Regions from separate parts of the Homo sapiens genome. Here region 1 is linked to region 2. A link is a contact called in ENCODE Hi-C data. All regions are on one chromosome and are shown on one strand. The core of a region is the stretch at or near the end of the contact, and the rest is flanking DNA. Distances in the headings are between cores, read along the strand shown. Region 1 holds the start of LYRM4-AS1 (LYRM4 antisense RNA 1). Region 2 holds the start of EXOC2 (exocyst complex component 2).

Region 1 (4,351 bases), core at 307-2,806, 4.3 Mb before region 2:
TTAGTTTTAATTTTTTTTTTTGAGATGGGGTCTTACTATATTGTCCAGGGTGGTCGTGAACTTCTGAGTTCAAGTGATCCTCCCACCTCAGCCTCCCAAAGTGCTGGGACTACAGGCGTGAGCCACTGTGCTCGGCCAGATTACTGATGTTTATAATGGCAGATGACTTTCCAGCCTTGTCTTAGTTTTATTTTTATTTTTGGAGATGGGGTCTCACTATATTGCCCAGGCTGGTCTTGAACTCCTAAGCTCAAGTGATCCTCCCACCTCAGCCTCCCAAAGTGCTGGGATTACAGGCATGACCCACTGTGACTGGCTTAGTTTTAAATTCTTAATTATTTACCTTGTAAACTACTTAATTCCATTTCTTCCACATCTCATAGAAAAACTGATGTTCCAGGAAGATGTATCACCAATATTCTGCTGTTTTGTATCCTGCCAGTGCAGAATTGGGGCTGTGCCTCTCTAGTTTGAGAAGCATGTAGTAACATACTTGATTTTGCCCTGATCAGTAACGTACCGCATGCTGGGAGCCGCAGTCTCTTAACCGCTCCAAGCCCGTGACAGAAAAACGAAATGGAAAAATGACTTAGGAGAATTATCACTATTAACCCCCAGAAACAACACATTATTAAAAGCGGTTCTGAAGGGCTATTTAAAAGGGAACTCAATAGTAGTTTCAAAGGAGTCCTATTGTAAGGCAAAAATTGTGCTTTACCTTCCCGCACAACCTTCCCTAATGTTTTGGGAAGGACTGATACAAACTTTTAGTCCTGTTGGCCTGTGTTAATAATGGCCAAGAGGTCCCCAATGGGTAACAGAGTCCTGTGAACCAAACAGTGTGAGAAGTCAGAAAGCAGCTGGGTGTGGCCCCCAAAGCAGCTTAGGGGGTTACTTAACTGTGCGGCTACATTTCTTGACCATATACTAAAGGAACTGGGCCTTTCCATGCGATGTTTTCCTTTTATAACGGTGGCAGGAAGCGGTCCCTCTGAGGGGCCTGACCGAGGTATGCGCCGGCGCCAGGCTGGGGTCCAAGGGGCGCTCCGAGGCGGGGCCCACAGAGAGGGTTTAGGGCAATTCCAAGGGATGGCGGGGACGGAGGAAAAGTGGCGTTGAAAAGGCAAGAGCCAGGTTCCCAGCCACTGGGACAGTGAATTTACAGCTTCAGACATCCACCAAAGAGCGGCTGCGTGGGCTCCTAAGAAGTCTAAGAACTGCTCAGAAATCCAGCGCCGCCATCCCCACTCCACCGCCGCCAGGGGCGCACAGCAGCGGGTATGCGGCCGGAGGGAAGGGGCGGGGCGGGAGGAAGGGGCGGGGCGTGCCCCGCCAGCGGAGGCCGGGAGGACCAGGAACCCAGGAGAGCATGGCCACGCTGCGCCGGCTTCGGGAGGCGCCGCGGCACTTACTGGTTTGCGAGAAATCCAACTTCGGCAACCACAAGTCGCGCCACCGGCATCTTGTGCAGACGCACTACTATAACTACAGGGTGAGTCCGGCTGTCCTCGGCTTTTCGGGCCGTGCTCAGTCCCCGCGTGCGAGAGAGGTTTGGGGAGAGTGCTAGGCTTCGCGGGGCGGGGCCGCCGGCGGTACGCGGAGGGGCGGGGCCCTCGCCCGGCTTGCTGGGAGTTGTAGTCTCTTAACTGCTCTAAGCCAGTGGCTTGCAGGGCTACAGGACTACAACTCCCAGGATGCGCCGGGCGTGGGGGCGGTACCCAGTCTGGAGGGAGCTGTTGTCAGGGGCGTTCTGGCTGCTCACTCGTGTCAACCCGCCGAACTGGGAGTGAGTCCAGGGAGGGATTCGAGGTTCAGGGCCGGGACCAGGGAGTTAGGCTGTGGGGCAGCCACGTGCACCTCGCTTTTTCCCCAAATCAGGGCGGGTCTCGCGCCTCCTCCCCACCACTGCCTCCTCCCCAGCTTGAATCCCTCTCCCACCTGCGTACCTGTGGATCTCACCAGAGCATCCTGCCTAGGCTCGGCCCAGGAAGCGACTGATTTTCCTTTTTTTTTTTTTTTTTTTTTTAGACGGAGTTTCGCTCTGTCGCCCAGGCTGGAGTGCAGTGGCGCGATCTCGGCTCACTGCAGGCTCCGCCTCCCGGGTTCACGCCATTCTCCTGCCTCAGCCTCCCGTGTAGCTGGGTCTACAGGCGCGCGCCACCACGCCCGGCTAATTTTTGTATTTTTAGTAGAGACGAGGTTTCACCGTGTTAGCCAGGATGGTCTCGATCTCCTGACCTCGTGATCCGCCCGTCTCGGCCTCCCAAAGTGCTGGGATTACAGGCGTGAGCCACCGCGCCCGGCCGAAGCGACTGATTTTCTAAATTGGTTGTTGGAACTAATTTGATATCTGAGAGACTTCAAGAAACTAACCTTATCATGGGGGATTAAACATTTTACACTTTAAATGGATCAGCTTAATAACTCAGGTTTGACTGAGCAGTGTTTCAGAGATGTTAAGTGGTGACCTGATCAGTCAGAACAGGCTGGTGTTTGAGCCTTGGGACAGTGATGACTTTTACAATGTGGCAACATTTGAAGCCTGCCCTGTTTTTAACACCTATTTTGGATGTCAAGCTCATCACAGCAGTCAGGGATGTATACTTTAACTCGCCTGTTGCATTTTTCTGTCTCGAAAATGAAAACATACAGGAGCACCATTGCTTGCACATAGATTCTTAGTAATTGGATGTCCATAAATTAATTCCTTATGCCCCGACAGATAGTTTGTTTCATTCCAGGATAACACCAGGGTAAACAAATCAAGGGATATTCAATTATACTATATTTCCTTGAAAATAAAATAGTGAAAGGAACAGGACATAAAATATACAGCATTGCTAATTTGCAAAAGATTAAATGCAAGCACGAGTTTTCCATTAAAAGTATTCTGTTCAATCCCCTTCCTGTACTGTACGTTTGAATGCAGAAATGAAAAACTTAAGTAGTCAGATTTCTCTTTGCCTGAGATAGGTAAGTTAACATAAGAGTTTTGTTGCCCGTGTTTTTATGTTCCAGTGAAACTCGTGGAGAAATAACAACTTTCATGATTTTGTTTCATTCCTAAAAACCTGGGTGTTCATCTTCATGGAAGTAAGACCTTGTTTGTATTACACATTCCAATAGGTTTCATTTCTCATTCCTGAATGTGGGATACTATCGGAAGAACTGAAAAACCTGGTCATGAACACTGGACCCTATTACTTTGTGAAGAATTTACCTCTTCATGAATTAATTACACCTGAATTCATCAGTACCTTTATAAAGAAAGGTAAGAAAAACCTGAAATGGCTGTGAACAAGGCTGGATGAGGAAGGGTAGGGAGACCACATCACGATGCTAGGGCTGTTGTTTTGTTTCAAACAGGGCCTGTGGTATAGTCTGTGTGGTCAGGTGCACACGCGTTCTCCCCCGCATTCTCATCCTGTTCTTTCTTGTACCCTCTTTAGGTGGTGGTTTCTGATTGCAATTGGCCACAAGTGTTGGATGGGGATGTTGTAACATGACAGTATCCGTCCCCTTAAAATGAGGATTAATGGAGAGGAGAGACTTGCAGTCTGTGTTCAGATGCACTGCTGTTGAAGATGTGGCTGCAAAGACACTATGCTGTCAGCAGTCCCACAGCAGCTGTCTCAGAGGGTTGGTCTCCCGATACAGCCACAGCTACTGTTCACAGAGCAAAGTGCTTGTTGGGGTCCAGTGTCTTCTGCTTAGATTTTGTAGCCATAACCCCTCCTCTACTCACCCCATTTCCACCCATATCTGCTGGGTTGGACTGGTTTGTTTCAGTTGATTCCTGGGAGCCATTTGTTTGAAACTATTTCAGAGGGCCTTTAGGGATTCCACCCACACTACATAACTCACCTGTACAGTGGCCACATGCTTATCTTGTGGTAGCCCCCATGTGTGTCCTCTCCAGTGAAGATATGAAGAACTCTAGTTACCAGTAGCTCCTCTCATTCTGACACTGCTGGGGCGACTTATGAGCTGGGCATCTTGTCTGGTCTCATCACCGTTATTCCTTTCATCTATTTCAAGGCCTGACACCACTCTGTGAATTACGTGGACAATGGCTGTAGCAGGCACTGTTAAATGTCTTACCAAATTTAACCCTTGCAACAACTTTATGAAGCAAGCCTATGATCCTCATTTAACAGTGAGGAAACTGAGGCTTGGAGAGGTTGGGTAGCTTTTGAATCTTAACCTGGAACTCTGTCTCTGAGAGGTGTATGTTTATCTAGAATTCTACTTTGGACCCCTCTCCGCGCATCCCCAAAGGTCACGTTCCGTTCTGAGTCAGTTTTTTGCTTGATGATAGTAAACTTGCACAAATAGGCTGTTGGTCAGGGAG
Region 2 (4,409 bases), core at 1,462-3,961:
TGTGAATTTCAGATAGTAACAATTTAGTATACGTATGTCCCGTGCAATATTGGGGCCGTACTTTTACTAACAAATACTAAAACTGTGTCTGGAATTGGTAAGTTCTTGGTCTCACTGACTTCAAGAATGAAGCCGCGGACCCTTGCGGTATGTGTTACAGTTCCTAAAGGCGGCGTATCTGGAGTTTGCTCCTTCTGATGTTCAGATGTGTTCGGAGTTTCTTCCTTCTGGTAGGGTCGTGATCTCGCTGGTTCAGGAGTGAAGCTAGAGACCTTCGCGGCGAGAGTTACAGCTCATAGAGGCAGTGTGGACCCAAAGTATAAACAGCAGCCAGATTTACCCCAAAGAGCAAAAAAATAAAACTTCCACAGTGTGGAAAGAAACCGGAGCAAACTACCACTGCCAGCTCGGGCAGGCTGCGTTTATTCTCTTATCTGGCCCCCACCCACATCCTGCTGATGATTGGTCCATTTTACAGAGAGCCGATTGGTCCATTTTACAGAGAGCTGATCGGTCCATTTTGACAGGGTGCTGATTGGTGCGTTTACAATCCCTGAGCTGGACACAAAAGTTCTCCACCTCCCCACGAGATTAGCTAGACACAGATTTTGGACACAAAGGTTCTCCAAGTCCCCACCAGAGTAGCTAGATACAGAGTGTCGATTGGTGCATTCACAAACCCTGAGCTAGACACAGGGTGCGGACTGGTGTGTTTACAAACCTTGAGCTAGATACAGTGTGCCGATTGGTGTATTTATAATCCCTGGGCTAGACATAAAGGTTCTCCAAGTCCCCACCAGACTCAGGAACCCAGCTGGCTTCACCCAGTGGATCCCGACCGGGGCCGCAGGTGGAGCCGCCTGCCAGTCCCGAGCCATGCGCCCACACTCCTCAGCCCTTGGGTGGTCGATGGGACTGGGGGCCGTGAAGCAGGGGGCAGCGCTCGTCGGGGAGGCTCGGGCGCACGGAAGCCCATGGCGGGGGGGGTTGGCTCAGGCACTGCAGGCTGCAGGTCCCCAGCCCTGCCCCGCGGGAAGGCAGCTAAGGCCCGGGGAGAAATTGAGCACAGCAGCTGCTGGCCCAGGTGCTAAGCCCCTCACTGCCCAGGGCCGGCGGGTTGGCTGGCCGCTCCGAGTGCCGGCCCGCTGAGCCCACGCCCACCCAGAACTCGCGCTGGCCCGCAAGTGCCGCACGCAGCCCGGGTTCCCACCAGCGCCTCTCCCTCCACACCTCCCCACAAGCTGAGGGAGCCGGCTCCGGCCTTGGCCAGCCTAGAAAGGGGCTCCCACAGTGCAGCGGTGGGCTGAAGGGCTCCTCAAGCACAGCCAGAGTGGGTGCCAAGGCCGAGGAGGTGCCCAGAGCGAGCGAGGGCTGTGAGGGCTGCCAGCACGCTGTCACCTCTCAAAACAATGTTTTAGTAGAAGTATATCCCATGCAACATTAGTTTAGTGATAAATATATCTATACTACAAATTACTTGTTGTTTATCTGAAATTAAACTTTACTGGGTATTTGTATTTTTATTGCTAAATCTGCCAACCTAGGTTGTTGAAACTTACTTTTTTCCACTTCACTTAATATTCTTTTCACAGTCCACTCTGACGAGATGTAGCTTCCCCACACTCCTTTGAAACTGCTTTTGTCAAGGATGCCAATGACTGGCATATGCCAAACTCAATTGTCTCTGGAGTCTTGGCCTCACAGTACTTCTGAACATTGGCTATCAATTCCTCCTTCCTGAAACTATTTAGCTTCCAGAATCCGCTACCCCCACTTTCCTGATTGTCCTTCCTCCCTGGCCATAGCCCCTGAACCCGAGCTTCCCCCAACCTAGAGCATCCCCTGACCCTAAGTATCCCCCCAACCCTGAGAACCCCCTGACCCCGAGTATCCCCCGACCTCGAGAACTCCCCGACCCCGAGCATCCCCCCAACCCCCAGCATCCCACGACCCCGGGCATCTCCCCCGATCCTGCGCATCCCCTGACCTGGTATGGCGCCCTGACCCAGTGCAGCCCTCAAACCCCTGCAGCCCCCTGACCCCATGCATCCTCCTGACCTAGGGCTGCCCCTGACTCAATGTTGCCCCCGGACCCCAGTGCCTCCTCCTGACCTGAGGCACGCCCCCCAACCTGGTACAGTCCCCTGATTCCAGTGCATCCTTCTGACCCAGTGCTGCCTCCTAACCTGGTGCATCCTCCTTACCCAGTGTGGCCCCCTGGGGATGCACACTCCAGTGCATCCTCCTGACCTGATGCTTCCTCTGGTCTCGGTGCAGCCCCCCTGACCTGGTGCAGCCCTCTGATTCCATGCATTCTCTTGACCTTGTGCATCCCCCTGTTCCGGAGGGGTCCTCTGACCCGATGCAGGGCCCATCGTTGTGAACTGTGGCCCACAAACGCACTATCATCCCACAGTCTCCCTGAGATGACCCGAGGGCACGGGGATGGATGGTGCACCCGGCCTGCCCCTTGAGCTTGTATCCTTCTTTCCCTCCCTCACCGCTTCCCGCCACCGCAAAGACGCCCAGCAAAAACCTCCTACTCGTGTCCATTCAGGCAGCTGGGTCCCTCGGAACCCAAGGCATTCCAGCGTCCACCGCCCACGGCCCCTGCTGACCTCCAGCACCCGCGCCGGTCTCCTCCCCTCCTCTACCCTCCCCTGAAGGCTCCGCCCATCGAGGACTCGGCGCTCGACTGCCAGGCGGATCTACACGCTCGGCGCTCGCGGCGGGCGGAAGTGAGGTGCCGGCGGCTGGCGGCCGCGGAGTCTTCGGCGAGACCTACCGGGCCCTGTCTGTGCCGGCCGTGAGCTGCGGCAGGACGGCTGGAGGTATGTGTGGGAGGCTGGAGGGCCTGGCCGAAGGCCAGCGGGACATGGACGTCAGCTGCACGGAGGTGGCCGCCTGCGGCGTCCGTCCAGGCCTCAGCGGTGAAGGGACAGCCGCGCCCACTGGCGCCGTCGGTCACCTGCGGGGCCCCGCGACCCCCCGCGGTTCCCAGCCCCGCAGCCCCCATCCCCGCCGTCAGCCGCCTGCTGGGCTCCGCGCCCACCCCCGCCAGTTCGCACCCCCGCGGTCCCCACCTGCGCCGGTGAGGGGCGTGGGCTGCAGAGGGCTGACTCCAGGCCCCGCCCGCTGGAGCTGGCCCCAGACTGCGCCGCTTCGCCCTTGCGCAGTTGCCACTCCGTGAGATTTGAGAATTTCTCCGGAAAAGTGAACGCGAGGCGGGTGTTACCTGTCTGCCTAGGCGTGCATCCCGCTCTGGCTGTCCTGAGCGCTTAAAAGGCGCCTGCCGCTGTTGTCAGCGTTTGCGTGCACGTACTTGATCCTCGCGCGGGTGTATGTACGCTGCCGTGTGACCCATTTTACGGATAGGGGAGCGGCGGCTCAGAGTGCTTGAGCAAAGAGCCTGAGGTCCTGTTGTAGCTGCCATTGAGACCTTGCGCGCCGGCTCCAGGTCCGCACACCAGCAGCCTGGAAGCCTGGTGATGCGTAACCCTGTATCCCAAGATTGTTAAGAAAACACTTTAGTAATTCCGAGAAATAGTTCTTGAAAGAACTCGTCTTTGAATGGAAGTAAGTTATTTTTAATCTGCCAAAGGTCAACATACTAATAAGTCTGAGAAATTTTAAGTCTGATGCCTTTATGAATCTGTGAGTAAACTTACAAGGAACACTTAAAAAATATTTTTTCTAAGTTAGCCACACTTTAATTAAATCTTTTTGTGTGCACTATGCAATATTGAAAAGTTACTTCTGAGCTTATGTGGATCTGTCTTCTAATGCATAATAATGTTTTGTTTATGAATGTTAGTATGTACTGGCCCATGCTTTGTGTAACTGACTCCTTTAATGACAAATCAACTGAAAGCCAGAATCTTCTCAAAGATGATTTTTTTGTGCTAAAAGTTGGCGATTCCCAGAGTAGTAATAGAAAGAGGGTGATGTGTGCTTAGTACTTACATGTTCACTTGTTTGTCTAAGTAGAAACTTAATAAATTAAAGCAGAGAAGCAGAGTTCCCCCAGTGTGACTTGGACCAACTCTTGGAAGTTTTAGAAAGTGATCTTTTTTTCTTGTCAAGTATTTAATTTCCTGTATTGAATGCCATTTTGAACTACAGTTGACCCTTGAACAACACTGGGGTTAGGGGTGCCCACGCAGTCAAAAATTTCCATGTAACTTTTGACTTTCCCAGGACTTTACTAATAGCCTACTGTTGACCAGAAGCCTTACTGATACATAAACAGTTGACTTACATGTATTTTGTATGTTATACGTATTATATACTGTATTCTTAAAGTAAGCTGAGAGAGGAAAATGTTAAAATCACAACAAATGTATTTACTCTTCTTTAAATGAAAGTGGAGAATCATGAAGGTTATTATCCCCATAGTCTGCATGAGTAGA

Evidence for each region. Hi-C counts contacts between places; a loop is a spot of excess contacts on that map. Pooled maps may share reads with other maps.
Region 1: a map of CD8-positive, alpha-beta T cell shows a loop between it and region 2 (24-fold over the local background). The contact joins the promoter of LYRM4-AS1 here to the promoter of EXOC2 in region 2. A Hi-C loop is called at or near these places in 3 of 168 maps with a recorded cell type or tissue (CD4-positive, alpha-beta memory T cell, CD8-positive, alpha-beta T cell and naive thymus-derived CD4-positive, alpha-beta T cell) and 7 of 50 pooled maps.

Annotation. Positions count from the first base shown.
Region 1 is chr6:5,001,021-5,005,371 of GRCh38, reverse strand. It overlaps LYRM4-AS1 (LYRM4 antisense RNA 1), which reads right to left and starts at 1,556. Exons shown (of 4, transcript NR_126015.1): 1 at 1,413-1,556. It overlaps RPP40 (ribonuclease P/MRP subunit p40), which reads left to right and starts at 1,335. Exons shown (of 8, transcript NM_006638.4): 1 at 1,335-1,492; 2 at 3,127-3,271. The coding sequence starts at 1,370. RefSeq lists silencers at 1,225-1,354, 1,485-1,734.
Region 2 is chr6:691,441-695,849 of GRCh38, reverse strand. It overlaps EXOC2 (exocyst complex component 2), which reads left to right and starts at 2,711. Exons shown (of 28, transcript NM_018303.6): 1 at 2,711-2,831. RefSeq lists enhancers at 560-1,068, 2,498-3,384 and silencers at 2,952-3,011, 3,022-3,091.